2 separate regions of the Mus musculus genome follow, and region 1 is linked to region 2. The links are chromatin loops, found by intact Hi-C in ENCODE. Cell type or tissue: left cerebral cortex. All regions are shown on one strand. Each heading gives the region's core, and the rest is flanking DNA. Links, peaks and the distances in the headings are about the cores only.

What was found. Hi-C counts contacts between places; a loop is a spot of excess contacts. Peaks named below come from ENCODE experiments on the same cell type or tissue, not always from the same donor. Only the 100,000 strongest peaks of a DNase experiment are listed, where the experiment ranks them.
Region 1: a loop joins it to region 2, with 3 times the contacts of the local background. A loop is called at or near these places in 19 of 42 quality-filtered maps.

Annotation. Positions count from the first base shown.
Region 1 is chr1:43,138,652-43,141,570 of GRCm38, forward strand. The region is part of intron 3 of Fhl2 (four and a half LIM domains 2); the gene reads right to left. Among named protein-coding and RNA genes, the nearest start is that of Fhl2, 24 kb to the right of the region's middle. In left cerebral cortex, for the core only: a CTCF peak has its summit at 1,140 (motif pointing right); DNase peaks (open chromatin) are centred at 1,151 and 2,442; H3K27ac peaks cover 896 bases.
Region 2 is chr1:43,736,929-43,739,847 of GRCm38, forward strand. Ecrg4 (ECRG4 augurin precursor) reads left to right here. Exons shown (of 4, transcript NM_024283.3): 2 at 272-319; 3 at 1,632-1,789. Among named protein-coding and RNA genes, the nearest start is that of Ecrg4, 7.8 kb to the left of the region's middle. In left cerebral cortex, for the core only: a CTCF peak has its summit at 1,462 (motif pointing left); a DNase peak (open chromatin) is centred at 1,444.

The DNA of each region.
Region 1 (2,919 bases), core at 113-2,612, 600 kb before region 2:
GGCATCGGTCAACATCCGCTTTGTCAGATGAGTGTGAACTCTGCAGTCGCACTTCTTTAAAGCCCTTTCTAACCTCCCATTTGTTCTGACAGGGGGATTTCACGGTTTACACACCCCTGTGAGGTGCTGAGAAACGGGCGTTTTCTGACTGAGCCATTTTCCAGCCCTAACTTCTATAGCTTTTACATGTAAAGAAATGATGGTGATGGTGATGGTGATGGTGATGATGATAAGTGATACCTCTAGTTCCTACTACTTGGAAGACTGAAGTGGTGGGATCAATTGAGCTTTCTTACTGCCCCTCCCCCATCTTGTAACTGGCTGGCCTAGAACTCAGAGATCTGCTCTGTCTCCAGCTATAGAGTGCTGAGATTAAAGGTGTGTCCCATCGCACCTGAGACCGAATAGGATTCTTAAAGAAAAATAATCCTTTTAAATGGCGTTATGTTGCTCGCATTTATCAGTGGAGTGAACTGAATTTTGTCTAGACTTCTCTTTAAAGTTTAACATATTTGATAGCTTTACTTAAAAGTTCTTTGATTAACAAACTTCAAATTCTTAAGTAGTTCCAAAACTGAGTTAAAATTATAGGTATTGTGATAATTAAATATTATTAGTGCTAAAATAGCTAATACATTAAGAAATTTCAACTAAACCGCAAGCATGGATCATTCTCTCAACATATACTTTACAACTCAGAATCTCAAGGTTAACTCATGTTTTTAAAATCTCATACACACTTTAGTAGTTACTTAATATTTCTGTGGTCCCGAGGTATGCAAACTACTGATACAGCAATTGTTATTGTGATCTACAAACATGTTACATGACATTTATGGCTGTCCTGGGACATACAAATCCTGTGGGCCACAGAGTGGATACACCTGGTGATTCTAAAGTTTCTTAATATGTCTGCTTCCCCTTGATTCTAAACCTCCCTCTGATTAAAGGATTTCAAAGAGGCTGTCTTGACACTTTAAACTATTTAGTTATCTTGCATAGAAATCTGGTTGTGCCATCCAGGCTGGCCTGGAATGCACTGTCTTCCTGCCTCAGCTTCCCAACTTCCGGGGTTCAGGACTGCATTAACATACAAATTGCCTTGTAAGCTATTTGAGTTCACGGCCTATACCCAGTTTGTCCACTAGAGGGCGCCTGATGACCTTGCTTGGACCACTGTCTGCACAGGCTCCATCAGCCTCCTCCACATGAGTGGTTCAGAGCCCATATTGCCCAAAGTTACATTTCCCCAAACTCCATCTACTCACACTTTCCTCTGTCCTCAATCAGCTTGCTGGACCCCTGCATCTAAGTGATCTGCTTACCGCTGCTTCCAACCTGCCTGGTCCTATTTGCACGCCCATGGCTGGATACTCTCTGTGGGCTTTGTGTACTTATCCGGGAGCTACACAAAGCCATCATGTCAAGCAGTAGGTACATGTGTGAGTATGACACACTGAAAGCTACCTGGCTCTGAACCTACCACCTGTGCTAGTACCGTGTTCTAAATCATACCACCCTCTAAACTGCTAGGCATCAGAATCCTAGGTCAGGTTCTCTGAGATGTTCTAACGTCCATTTTTACATCATGTGTATGATAAGACTTGCTTCTCAAATCCCATATTTACATATGTGTATTTGTGTGCATTTTTTCAGTGATGGTAATCAAACCCACACAGTGGGCATGGAGCTACAGCAGTCCTCCCTATACTTTTATTAACTCACTTGACTGGCCTCTAAGTCACAGAGATCTGCCTGCCTCTATGTCTGGCATACTGAGACTAAAGGTGTACCCCGCCATACCTGGTCTATCACTCACTTTTTTTGTTTTGTTTTGTTTTGGTTTGGTTTTTTGGTTTTTCGAGACAGGGTTTCTCTGTATAGTTCTGGCTGTCCTGGAACTCACTCTGTAGACCAGGCTGGCCTCAAACTCTGCCTCTCAAGTGCTGGGATTAAAGGCATGCACTACCACGCCCCGATATCACTCACTTTTTACAAATAAGAGATTCCTTTGTCCTATATAAAGTCAAGATGAGAGGAGAGACAGGGAGAGACAGAGAAACAGAGAGAGACATAGACAGACAGAGAGACACAGAGAGAGAGAGACAGAGAGAGACAGGGGGGGACTCATCTTCTTCAGGTAAAAAAAGAGACATAGTATCATTGCGTATAGTTCTTAACCCAGTTGTGGTTCTGTCCTTTTTTGATGTCTGTCTATCTAGGACATAACGTCATGAGGTCAGGCAGAGGGTGAAGCTAAGCAACATGCAACTCCTGGCCCATCCTGGCACACCAGAGCACAAATCATAGTTGTTGAAATAACCGAGTGTAAATTCAGCAAGCAGAGCAGATCAAGAAAGCACGTGTACTGGGAGAAGCGAGCGAGGCAGGGGAAGAGACGCATTTCCAGGGAATTGCTGGCATTCCTTTTCTGGCTAGTTCTCTCTAGCCACAAGCTGCTGTATATCTTTGGCCAACCAACCGCAGATCAAGAGTCCCCAAAGAAAATAATTATATCCACTAGAGAACGTATACAGACGTCTGTCATTACACCACACAGCATAACAGTGTTCATACACCACTTGCAGATTATTTTAAATATTTGTGGAAATGTTTTATATAAGAAGGAGGCATTCTGCATAGGGTGCTTGAGAACCTGTGGGTGTTGGTAGCTGAACCCAATTCCTGAGATATCAAAGGCTGACCGAACAGGAATTCCACTTCTCTTAATGATACACCTCACTCCTCTCCCACCCCCCACCTTTTGAGGGGTAGGGGTTGAGACAGGCCTTGGATGTCCTGGAACTTGCTCTGTAGACCAAACTCTGCCTGCTTCTGCCTACCAAGTGCTGGGATCAAAGGCGTGCGACATCCTCTCCCAGTCACACCCCTGCATCTGAGATCGATTAACATATCCTG
Region 2 (2,919 bases), core at 160-2,659:
AACCACTGTTTTAGTGAGAAAAGCTCAATCAGTAATGCCCTTGTCATCTATTCGTCTCTGTTATCAGTATTAGCCCTCGATACCATGCACTGTTTTTCTTGTATGGCAAGTATCCCCAAACCCATTAAATACTTTACTACGGAGCTGTTAAATCAGGACAGGGATCAGCAGCTCTTATTTACAACTCTGACTTTTGCATTCCATAAGGTGCAAAAATCGCAGGAATTACGGACTCTGAAACTGCTTTCTGTTTCTGTTTCTGTTTCTGTAGATGGCATAAGTGGAAACAAACTCAAGAAGATGCTCCAGAAACGAGAAGGTAGGTCTGCCTCAAGCGGGTAAGGATGTGTTCACTGGTAACTGCAAGCGGCAGAACAGCAATGATGACTGTGTTCATGGAGGGCTTGTATTAGGAATATGAGAAAGGCTTGCAGACCTGGAGGGCTTGTTCTGTGGGTATGTGGTGTGGCATTCTGCTAGGTAAGTATTATTACTAGTAAACATTTGCCTTCCCCCACCAAAAAACAACAACAACAAAAGCTGTCAGTGTAAATGCAGAAACAGTGTTAATTGAATTTTGATTATTTTATACTGGTGAAACACATCTAAAGGGTCTGAGGGCCCTAACCCTACCTGGTGGGGTGGGTATAGAATGGCACTGTTGAAGCTCTGCCTATCCAGTCAGCAATTAGGAAAAGGCATTCCCATGGGGAAACCTTTCTATTACTAATTTCTACTGAAAAACAAAACAAAACAAAAAACAAAAACGAAAAGGCAGTTTCTGAGTTATATGATAGCAACAAGGAGACATAGAAGTAAAATATTCTAGAAGTCAAAATGTGGGCTGTTGGTCACTGTTATCAGTTAGGTCAAATGGAACCATTGTGCTGTCTAGTGAACATCCTTTCTCTTCTCTCCATCTCCCTCTATAAAATTAGCTGTTGAAGAGATTAGAAAATGTGAGCCCCATTTCTGATGTGATAATCAACCATTTACCCTCCTCCCCCCTAGCTTGTAGTGGCGCCTGAAGAGGGAGTGAGGTGGGGAGGTTGGATGACAAGCAGGTACAGGGGAGTACGTTACACAATGTGCTGCATCACTGCAGGGCGGCTACAGCTCAGAACAACCCACTGCACATTTTATGAGCAACTAGAAAAGAGTTTAAAGCTTCCTAACATGAAGTGATAAGCATTTCAACGGAGGGAAATGCCAATGAACCCACTTTGATCCTTGCGTGTATATATAGCATACATATTTACAATTTCTATGTGTTAATTCAAAACACAGCGTAGTTAAACCACATTAAAATTCTAGTAATAGCCTGGGGCTAGAGAAATGCTCAGTAGTAGTTAAGAGCACTGGCTGCTGTTTTTTAAGTTTAGGATTTTATTCCCAGCATCCACGTGGTATTTCCCAATTGTGTATAACTCTGGTTAGGGGATGATGCCCTCTTCTGGCCTTTGTTGGTACTGTATGTACATGGTGCACAGACATACATGTAGACAAAACACCCATACACATAAAATACAAACCTTGTAAAACATAGAAGGAAAAATTTCTTTCAATAGTAAAGAGAATATTGTTTTCAAAAAATAATTCATTCTTTGTCTTTTTGGAACGAACCTTTTCAGGACCTGTCCCGTCAAAGACTAATGTAGCTGTAGCCGAGAACACAGCAAAGGAATTCCTAGGTGGCCTGAAGCGTGCCAAACGACAGCTGTGGGACCGTACGCGGCCTGAGGTACAGCAGTGGTACCAGCAGTTCCTCTACATGGGCTTTGATGAGGCTGTGAGTATACTTTTCTGAGGGAGAGCCTTGGACACTATAGGGCAGGCTGTGTGGGACAGAGGACCGGCCTGAGGGAGAGGGCCTGAGATGGTAGACTTTGCTTCTTAGTAGTGTGTTCTCTGTCGCTCTGTCAAAATATCAGAGTTCATGTTTAGCTTGTGGTTCTGGAGGTCTGAAGTCACAATCTGGCTCTAGTAAGAACATCTTGGTACACGGTGTCATAATAGCAGGAGCAAGTGTTAAGAAACTGTGACATAAAAAGCAAGAAGCAAGTCTAAACTTGTTATATTAATATTTATTTTTCATATAATTTTTTTTATTATCTGCTTGTTTATTGAGACAGGATCTCATGTAGCCTAGCCTGGCCTCAAACTTGTATACAGTCAGGGAAGACCTTGAACTTCCTAGTGCTGACATTATGGGTGTGTATCAGCACACCCACTGACCTTCACAACCGCCAGTCCTTACAAGAACTCACCCACTGTGAAACACCACAGCATCAGTCCTTTCAGTAGGTAAAGCCTTCATGACCTAACTACTTTGCACCAGGGCCTCACTTCTTAAAGGCTCTCCAGCAATGCCATACTGGGGACCAAGCTTCTAGCTTCTAGAAGCACACAAACCATAGCCAAGCCACAGGGCTTTTTATTCCAAATGTGTGGGCCCACTCTTCACTGCATGCTAGCCATCCAGGTGGAGAGGAGGGACCCAGGGAATCTGTGAGCCAAAAGGCTGCATCTAGCTTCCCGAAGAATCTTATTTTCCTAGAAATGCCTTCAGCCCTGCTGTTCAGTTTCAACTGGGCATCCTCAAAACAACTCGCTAAATATTACCATCTTTGCCCAGAATCGGCTGAAACAACAAGGTGGGTATATGGACTCACGAAGACCATAAAGGAGAGGTGGTTCTTGCAGATGTTTAGGGGAAATTGCATCGGTGCACTCACGAGTAAAGCTGCTTTGCAGTTCATATGGGCCAGGAAGCCCCAGTGAGCAAAATCAGCAAGTTAACTATCTTATGAGACTATTTCAGGTCACGTCATTGTCTGGGCTACAGGGACAGGCAAGAAGGGAGCAGGACAGGCACTCTAGATGCCACTCACCAGAGACCATCCACAGAGTGGCTGAGGA